Linked DNA regions of Mus musculus: region 2 is linked to region 1. Evidence: chromatin loops called from intact Hi-C (ENCODE). Cell type or tissue: left cerebral cortex. All regions are shown on one strand.

Evidence for each region. A loop is a pair of places that touch in the nucleus more often than their neighbours do. Peaks named below come from ENCODE experiments on the same cell type or tissue, not always from the same donor. Only the 100,000 strongest peaks of a DNase experiment are listed, where the experiment ranks them.
Region 2: a loop joins it to region 1, with 2.0 times the contacts of the local background. A loop is called at or near these places in 2 of 42 quality-filtered maps.

The regions. Positions count from the first base shown.
Region 1 is chr7:34,992,051-34,997,050 of GRCm38, forward strand. All of the region lies in intron 9 of Pepd (peptidase D), which reads left to right. Among named protein-coding and RNA genes, the nearest start is that of Gm35534, 4.4 kb to the left of the region's middle. In left cerebral cortex, no CTCF peak of the experiment used is centred here; no DNase peak of the experiment used is centred here.
Region 2 is chr7:34,810,693-34,815,692 of GRCm38, forward strand. It overlaps Chst8 (carbohydrate sulfotransferase 8), which reads right to left and starts at 2,019. Exons shown (of 4, transcript NM_175140.4): 1 at 1,654-2,019. It overlaps Gm38987 (a long non-coding RNA gene), which reads left to right and starts at 2,016. Exons shown (of 3, transcript XR_881950.3): 1 at 2,016-2,484. In left cerebral cortex, a CTCF peak has its summit at 2,806 (motif pointing right); DNase peaks (open chromatin) are centred at 698, 1,078, 1,553, 2,039 and 2 more places; H3K4me3 peaks cover 2,652 bases; H3K27ac peaks cover 1,808 bases.

The DNA.
Region 1 (5,000 bases):
GGCAGATAAAGGGCGTCTTTTTGGTGTTGTAATGAGGTATGTGTGCCAGTTGGTCCCTCAGGGTTAGGCAGAGGCCGCAGCCTCCCCAGAAAGATGTTAAATGCCTGCATGTGCTTCCGCAGAGACCATCTCAGAAAGTCTTCAGGCATTAATGTCTCTGGGCTTCCCAGAAGCAACAGAAACCACAGAGTTCATTTTTCCTTCAAGAGTGGGGAGGTGGTGGTCTGTCTGTCTGTCTGTTTGTCTGAGACAGGATCATGCCATGTAGTCACACAGTCCAAGCTAACCTCTGACTCCCAAGCTTCCTGCCTATGAGTCCTGAATCCTGGGTTTACAAATGACTGCCATGCCTGTCCAGACCAGGAGTTCCCAGGATTGTTTCCACCGACCCTAGGTAACCCAAATTGGCCAGAATTATGTCTGTTTCAGAAAGCTTTTGACTTAGAGCCAAGCAAGCTGACAGGTGTCCACTACATACACATCGTCCATCCTTGCCGGGCAGCCTGTCTGGTTCCTACTACCTGGCATGGCATATCCACAGACTGCCTGTACGGGTTTGTTACATCACAAATACTGCGTAATGACAGGTGTCAGGCCCTCTTCTGGGAGTTGGGGAGGCAAAAGCAAGGGAAATCTGTCTGGAGATAAATCAAGTAAAGTCAAATATGGCATGTATTTGGTGACAAATTCAGTGTCAAAAGCTGAAGTCGGGGAAGGTAATGAGGGAAATACTGGAAGTCATTTGCCATTAGTTTTAAGAGGGCGGTTGCCTTAGCATTCTGTCCCTGGAACACTCCTGAGATGACCAGCCTATAAAGAGGGAGGTTATTTTGGTTCACAGATGTACTGTTCTAGTCCACAGTCTAGCGGTTACATTGCTTTGGGCCTGTGACAAGGCAACATCATGGTAGCAGTATGTGACAGAACAAATGTGTTCACCCTGTGGCTAGAAAGCAACAGAGAAGAGGGACAGGTGTCCCCATTAAGGCCATGTGCCCAGTGACTTGAAGACCTCCAGCAAGGCCTATCTTTAAAAGATTCCATCACCAAAGGGACCAAGCCTTTACCTTGTAGACCTTAACGGGTGTCAGTCCAGTGAAACCTGAAGTGTGTAAGAATCCAGGCTATCAGAGCAGAAAGGGGGATTAAGGATAGGAGGTGGGGTTGGGGACACAGGTTGCCAAGCAGAGAAAAGACTTGGTAAACAGGGCTGATGGCTGCAGCAGGCTGCAAGGGGAAAAAGGGGGGAAAGCAGGGAATTTGTGGAGAGGCCTAGAACCAAGATAGTGGAGATGAGGATGGTTCAGGGGCTGAGAGGATGGGCAAACAACCCAACCCCTTTCTCCCAAGGTCTCAAAGACACACCAAAATAGGATTTCACCCTTATCAGACACAAGTGTGGAGCTCACCCAGCAATGACGACCACTTCCTCTTAGCCTTATAGAGACCACCCCCTTCCTCTAGTCATCCCCAATATTATACTCTCTAGTACTTCCCAGAGACCCAAGGCACGTGCAGGTATGCAAAATTGTATACAAGCGGTTGGGAGGGATTGCTAGATAGTCAGTACTCCACGGACCCTCCCCACACCCTGCTTCTCGGAAGGAGTGCTGTAGTTCAGCAGGCTCAGTCTTGGGGGCCTTTCCCAAATAGGCACAGCGGATCTCATGAAGATGTCAGCAGTTTGGCTCCAAGCACCTCGTAACAGCTGTGGGGTGGCGAGGAGAAAGTTGGGGTGGGGAACAACTGCAAGTGTTGACGGACAGGATGCTGAATGGAGAAAGGAGGGACCTCCTGTTGAGGCAGCAGAGGAGAGACCTAGAGAGCATATGGTGGAAAGGTTTATTTCCAGCCTATGGCACCACCCATGACACACCATGTGGGAGTTCACTGAGAAGGACTGCATGACCCAGTGCTAGGCTTCAGGGGAAGACAATGGGGAATTTGTATTTCAGAACATTGGGGGGGGGGGGGCTAGTGAGTGGCTGAGCAGATAAAGGTACCTGCCACCAAGCCTGATCAGTTCAGTCCCCATGTGGTAGCATGGTGGAGAACTGACCCCCACAAGGTGTCCTCTGACCTCCACACATGTGTTATAGTGGGTACACACACACACATACACACACACTCAAAATAAGTAAACTTATAATTCTTTTAAAAAGGCATTTCTTGGAACTAATGTTTGCCCTTCAAACCAGGGGGCTTATGAGAGGCTGACAGCAGCACCTTCAAGGTTGCGACCTGACTTAATCACAAGACCCACGAGGTAAAGGTATTCCGACAAGGACAGAACTGGTTTCCTAGCTCTTGACACTCCCTAAGACTTGTCCGTGTACATTGGTGACATCCTTTAGGCTTGTGTCTGGGCATTGGGTCAGCAGCAGGGATTTGGGAGTGACCTCCAGCTGTCAAGGAGTCACCCACTGCTTCCAGGCCTCCTTCCTCGTCCACCCTTGCTACTTCACCGCACTGTTCTACTGCCATTCCTTTTTCTGCCCTCTCCTTGGCTCTGTTGGGCCTTGGCCATTTCTGGGAACAGGGTGGGATCCAGACCTCATGCGCCACCAGAGGTGTGGAAGGAAGGCCACATGATGGGAAGTGGGGACAGTGAGAAAACAGACCCCAGACAGAGCACATGTGCCGCGTGATGACTCCTCCCACCCGAGAAGCCTCCCACTCACCTGCAGTGGGCAGCTCGGCTGGTTACGCCAGCGGGCTCCTCACTCAGCAGTTAAGAAAGATATTTGTCATTTTGCTATAAAACATCAAACCCGCCGTGACCTAAACGATTATGACAGCAGAGGGTTCAAGCACAGTCTAAAATTTCAGCTTTATTTATGATGCTTGGAGGTCTGGTGCCTACAGTGTCTCCTTAATCCAGTCTACATCCGGAGTGTTGTCTCCTGGGCTTGCCCATGTGTCTCCCAGGGCTGTTAATAACTGCTCCTCCAGGCGCCCTGTTTGCCGACGGAAAATCCATCTGAGGTTTTACATGTCACGTGGCTGTTAAAAATTGACATCTCCTTATTGATGTCACCAGTTCCTGCCAAATACTCAGGGACAAATAAAAGTGGCCGGACTCAGAGACAAGCAGAAAACCATTTGTTCATGAAATTGCCAGCCAATTGATGTTGGCAGTTAAACAAGCCATCATTTAAAAGAATCTTGAAAGGAAAAAGTTGACAGTTGTGAGACAAGATTGTTCACGGTTCTGAGCCAGGCCCAGGTGATGATGCTCTTCTGTGTCAGCCTGGAGGCCTGTTTTCCAGGCTGGGGGGGGGGGGGTTGAGATAGGGTCTCACTGTATTGCCCAGCTGGCCGGGAGCTTGCCATTCTATACCAGACTGGTCTCAAACTTAGATATCTGCCTACCTCTGCCTACTAAGTGCTAGGATTAAAGGTGTGTGCCACCAGGCCTGGCCCAGGCTGCATTTTTTGAGGACCTTTGGTATGATCACTGCTTCTCTGATACACCTCTGGATTCCCATTTGCTAATCCTTCTGAAAGTGCCACCAAGGCCAGGGACTTCCCTCAAGACCCACCCCATGGCTCCTGTCTTCTTATGTTCAATATTCATGTGGAAGGATTCTCTTCCACAGCCTCAGGGCATGGATTTTCCATGTTGTCATTGTACGTGTGGCTGGCACATTGTAGGTATACAGTAGGCTTGACTACACACTTGACAAATGAGCCACAGAGTCTCAAGGGCCAGCAGAGTATGGCATGATAGCTGTCAGCCACAGCTTCCCCCTTGGGATCTGCTGAAATGTCCCTACCCCTGCCCAACTCTAGGAATGCTGGCCAGGTTCCGGCTGTCCTCCATAGTGATTGCTGTGGGCAAGCAAGTGTAGGAAGATGGCATGACACTTACACCAGTTTTACCACATAGGTGTAGCTGGCAGTATAAGAGCCCTCCTGGTATTACCCCAGCCATACTCCCTGATGAGCTCTGGTTGGCTGGAAAACAAAGGATATATTGGGTGAGAGTTGCCCGAATTGCCCATGGAGTCTGGGCCTGTGGCCCAGGACCACACACAGTGGGGCAGGTGTCTCTTCAGCCTAGCATGTCTGTAACAGTCTTGGCCAGGCAGGAGCATCCTGGCCTGGGTCGCTGGGAGAAGCTGATGTGAGGTGCTCAGGGCCTAAGCTCTGTCTTTATTCTTTTTCTCCTTCTCTTCTCTTCTTTCCTCTCCATCCCTTCCTCTCTGTCCCCTTTCCCTCCACCCTCCTCCCTCCCCCCTTCCCCCATCACCCTTCACACTTCTCATCTCAGAAGTGGTACAAGGTAGGGTTTGTGCGGAAGCTTGGGCCCAGGGTTGCAGTGTAAGCGCATGTGTGACCTTTATCAGAGTGTGGCTTATTCTCTAGAGAGTGAGCTCTGACTCCTGTGGAGGCAGGATTGGTTCGTATAGGAGGGGCTGTTATGAAATGTGCCTGGTATCTCCCCTCGCCCTCTCAGGCTCACTCTTACTGGCCACTCTTATACATGTTCCTGCCATGTGATGTCATCTGCTATTTTGAAATGCACAGTGAGGCCCTCACCAAAAGCAGCCAGGGTCGTCTTTGGCTTCCAAACAATACAGTAAATAAATAAGTCCCTTTGCTTTATAAATTTCCCAGTCTTGGTTGTTTGTTATAGCAACAGAAAACAGACTGAAGTGAGACAGAGAGGTCTGAGGGAGTCCAGGGCTGACTTTTTAGCTGAGCCTTTCCCAGCCTGCACCTCCCTCTCTTCCTTTTAGCCGCTCCTCTTCTGCCCACTCTACCTACTACAGAAGAGCTGCTGAGGGCCTAGAGGGAGCATGCACTTGCCAACCAGCCTGAGGCCATCATGAGCATCCCATGGACTTAGTGCTAGCCCATGACCCAGCTCTGGGACACTGCAGGAACGGGGCTGGCTGTGTGGTGGTGTGAGAGCCTGGGGCACAGTGTGCTTGCAGCCTTCAGCAGTTCCCACCCAGGATCCTGTGAGACTTCAGGGCTATGCAAGTGAACAGCCT
Region 2 (5,000 bases), 180 kb before region 1:
TCTGAATGGCACCTCTGCTGTGTGTCACTTCTCGGAGACCAATTTGCCGGAGCCTCCAGAACGTTTCCACTCTCCTCAAGAGCCCCCCCCCCCCCGCAGCCTGCCTGTGGGTGGTGGGATGGCTTGATTAAGAGAGAATAGGTAAGACGGTGCGCATCTGTAATCCTGCCTTCCGCGGCTGAGGTCAGGTCAGCTTGGATGAGACCCTGACTAAAAGAATAGAAAGCTCTCCTATGAGAGCAACCGTCCCTCCCTCATTCTTTCCAATATCTCTTTTGGGACAGGGACAGATCAGGAGGTGCTGTGGTGGTAGGTAATTTTTAAGGAGAGTTCTTCAGGGCAAAGGTTGTTTCGTACTAGGGTGGGACTGAAGACAAGGCTTCCTACCTACCAGTAAACGGTCAAGGTGAACCCAAAGAAAGTAGGCTTAGTGGCAGAAGCTCAAGCCTGTGAGTGTGGGGGAAGGTGGGGAAAGAGTTAACCTGTCTTTTACCCCTTTACCCACCCCTGCCATCTGGAGCTACATCCTTGCCCCGAACTGAGTCTCCCACTTGGCCTGCTGCCTGGCTACATCCATAGATACAGAGAGCCCAGAAGCCTGTTCCCCTTAGAACCAATCACGCTTAGGGTCCTGCTGGGAGGCGGCTTAGAGATGCATCTCCGGTGATGCCGAAATGGCTGCAGGACAGACTGTTCCAAGATCCAACCGGTATGTCCGAAATCCAGGGCACAGTTCCCCGACTGTTACAACCCCAGGTGAGGGCCGAAGGGCCCAGAGACAAGATATACAACTAAAGTTAGGGTTTGGAGTACTGCGCGGGAAATAGAGAGAGGTCACTTGATGCCCAAGCGCCACCTCTGACCCTGCCCAAACCAGAGAACGTACATTCTCCTGGCCAGGCCATAGTATGAGCAAAACAGCCCCACGCAGCAGCTGAAGTTGCAACAGCCGCTAGCTAGGGCTGAGCTCGGTCCCGCTGTAAAGCAGATCATTTCACCATCCCCTACCCTCAGCCGCCTGAGGCTCCGACTCCCGCACTCGGGGACACACGCATACACACACCTCCTTGCGATCGCTGACGCACGCACACTCGCCGGGAGCACAAAACAGGCCGGGGCCCTAGAGAGTTGAGGGGTGGAGATGCGCGCGATGGAGCGCGGGGACACCTTGCGTCTCCTGGTAGGGAGCCAAGGTCGCTTGTAACTTCCCCTTTCGCCCTACGCACCCCAACTGGCCTCTAAGTCCCAGTTCCAAGCGCACACCAAAGCCTCGGCGCTCTGGACGCTCCAGCCCGGCCCTCGAGCACTCGTCGCTCAGCGCCCAAAGCAGCTTACACGCACCCAGCATCCAGGGTTAAGAAGAGGAGCGAAGGGTCCTGGAGGCGAGCCCTAGGAGAGAGAGGCAGTTCCCAGGCGCGGAGAAAACCAAGAATCCAAAGTCTAATTAAAGTTCCCACTCACGGGGGCTGGTCCCCAAAGTATCGCCAGACCCAAGCACCGCATGCCCCAACAGCACCTGCAGCTTAGGACTCTGAACCACGTCTAGTGGCGGGGTTTGCGCTCAGAACAGTCCCGGCATCATCCTGGGATTTCCAGGGACAACCCTTCGGGTGAACTATCAACATAGAGAGGGAACAGGGCGCAGCCACTTACCTGGCACAGCCAGCGCTCTCCAGGCCACGGGTTCCTCCAGTCCGGCGGGGTTCTCGGCGGCGGGAGAATCTTCCCTCCGGAGCTCTTGGGAAGCAAGAAGGATCTCCGCCCCAGTTCGGGCCAGGCTGCGTCTTTTTCCCGGTGTAGTCCAAGGTGCGGGGAGTGGGCGATCGGCGTAGAGTCGGCGACCGGAGCGCGCGGGAGAGGTTGCGGCGGCGTGCTCCTATTGGATCTTCTGCACCGGGTGCGTCCCCCTGTCTCTGCCGCCACCGCCCGGTCCTGTCTCTTCCCCGCGGTGCCACCGGATCCGGCTCACGCGCCGGGAAGGCTCCCAGCGAAGTGCGAGCGAAGCCTCCGGCAAGGCTGGAAATAGCGCCGCGCCCGCCCGGCGCCCCGCCCCCAGTCCGGGCCCCGCCCCACGGTGGAAAGAGGCGATCCCGGTGGCAGGGCAGAGATGGGGGAAATCTCTTCCCCGATCGCTCAGCCCTCTCGGGAGCTCACGGGCGCCACGCCCACGCGCGCTCTGCGGCTTCAGCAGCCCCACTGGCCGCGCGCTCTGTGGGAGCTGCCGCTGGGCGCGGTCGGGAGGCAGCGGGGGGGTGGGGCGGTATTGGCGCGGGCTGCGCCCAGCTCGGGGATCCCCGAGTGCTGGACTCTGGTCTGCCGCTTGACTCCACTCCGCAGCTTCTTAGCTGCCACTGCCCCAGTGGCGACACTGAGTAACCCTGCGCTGACCTAGGGAAAAAGAGAAGGCGCTAGCAAGCAGGGTCTTGGACCCAAAGCTGAGCGGCCGCGGGGCTTGCAAAGGAATTGGTGCGCAGAAAAATTCAGGTAGGTTCCCAGACTACAGTACGCGTGGAATTTGGACAAGGCCTGTCTCTTGTTGGCACTCACCACTAAATTTCTGGGTCTCAGTTAACCACAAGTGCCCAGTGAGCCGGATTCTCACTTAAGAACTTCATCCTTAAGCGTCGGTCTGGCACCAGCTTGAGGGCTGAAGCAAGCAACCTCTCCCCTCCCTCCAAACCCAGAATAAATGAGTGGGGAAACCTCCTACCCACAGCCACACAGTACAAGTGTAGAACCGGGACTCGGTTCCAGGGCTGTGGATTCAAATCTTGATTTTTCCAGAGAAGAGAAGCCCCGACCTGCAGGGGGCAATCAGACACTAGAAGGGAAGGCTGGGTGCGCATCTAGCAACCATTCTCAGCGGTGCCAACCAGTAAACAAGCCTGGTCTTGAAGGGACATACAGAATAAAATTAAACAAAACAAAACAAAACAAAACTGAAAAGAAGCTTCCAGTAAAACAGAGCGGTGGCTGTGGCCTCTCCCCTCCCTGAGTGGACTGGTTGGTTGGTTGATTGGTTGGTTGGTTGACCCAGCTCCATCCCAGATGGGTGATGAAGCTAAAGACTGAGGTGGATCTGTGGCCTTTGAGTGACCAGATAAGGGTGTGGCAGCCCTGATAAGGAGCAGAGATACTAACACTAGAGATGTGGAGGGCAAGGGAGCCTCTAACACTAGCAAGCTTGAAAGGCCTGAGTGGTAGTTGGGCTTCTTTAATGACTGCTGTGAACTCAGAGTATCCAAGGATCCTCTTCAGGGCAAGTGAGTTGGCAGTCAAGCATATGGTAGCCTTCCCTTCCATTGTTTTTGTTTTGTTTCTGTTTTTGAGATAGGTTCTCTCTGTGTAGCCCAGGCTAACCATGAACACATGATCTTCCTTTCTCAGCCTCCAAGTGCTTGGGTTACAGGCATGTAACACAACACCCAGCTACCTTTTATCCCTTTTTAGTTTTGCAACAATGAAGTATGTGCTACAAGATGCCACTAAGGTGCTACTGTCAACAATTCTGGGTGGGGGTGGGGGTGGGGTTGGTGGAGCTGGGGTTGGCCCAGGTATCCCGGTTTCAAAGTGGAATGCCAGAGAGCTCAAGATGGTCTGAGGCTCCGGCTGTGCTGTGACCTCTACAGCTCCTCTGGCTGTACAAGCTACTCGTGGGAAGGAAGGTGCAAGTATATGTCCCCTTAGTCAAGTTCAGTTGAACATAATGGATTTGAGGGACAGGAGTGGAGAGTCGGGAGGATTGGGGCAGTAAAAACCCCAAGCTATAGCCAAACACTGTCAGAGCAGAGTAGAAAAGATAGAAACAAAGAAGGGGATGGGTAAAAAGTTACCTGCCTTCCAGCCAGCTGGTCCCCGTGCCTTTGTGGCTCCTCCACCTCCAAAGGGCCACACCACCCAGAGTCCTGGCCGCAGCTCCACTGAGCAGTTACCAGTGTGGTTCACATCTGCAGCTAGGCCTGAGCTATCACAGGGATTTGGTCTCAGGAGCCTGATGGTCAAGAGAACCTCTTGAGCGGTGTGCACCCTTTGGAGGGTAAGTACACACACACACACACACACACACACACACACACACACACACACACACACACCTATTCATGTCGACCCTCATGCACATGTTTGTACACACTGGCCAGTGGGGAGATGATGGAAACCTCCATCCTCAGCCCAGTGTCTTTGGACAGCAAGTGCCTTCATAGAAGAAGTTTATACAGCTTTATTCCCTAGAGCCAGTCCACACAGGCTTCCCTAGGACTGGAAAGCACAGTCGGTCAGTCCGGCCATGGTAGCTGCCCTGTGTGTGGCAATCCTCCTGGGGAGGGTGGTTTTTCCATTAGCTTCTCCAACTGTACTTATTAGCACTTATTTGCATCTAATATCCAGGCAGATACTGAGAGGAATCAACACTGCTCCATGCCTTTGACACTCCCCGAATTTTTGGCTTTTTTTTCCTCACCCCTAGTTCCTTCTTATTTGCAGAGGCCCTTGGAGGAAATCCCCAGAGGAGACCTGGGGTCCCTGGCAGGGACAAGCATGAGTTTTCCTCTGGAGATTTGCTAAGGGCTGCAGTGCCCTTTTTTGAAAGTCAGGCTCAGCCTCTGCAGCGCGGGAGGTGGAGACACACTGCAAAGCCCAGGCATGAAGCTCTGTGCGCGCTTGCGGGTTTTGATATGTGTGTCTCCACCAAAAGATTTGTGGCAAACACATCTCTTTGCATCCCAACTAAGGTACAAAGCCACTTTCATTGGATGGCCTGGTGAGTTCACAGTCTCAGCTCCCAGAGCTGCTGTGGAAGAGGTCCAGAGCCTCGCAACGAAAGGGAGGAGTGGGAGGGCCTTTACCTATGGGCAAACTCCTTGCTCCAGTTCTGAGTTGACATCTTGCTTCCCACAGCTACCCTGTCTGCCAGTGGGGAGTCCTGTCTTCCTTTGCCTAGAACTGAAGGTGATAAAGCTAGGAGGCCAGGACTGATAAGTCTCACTGTGTTTATAAATTCA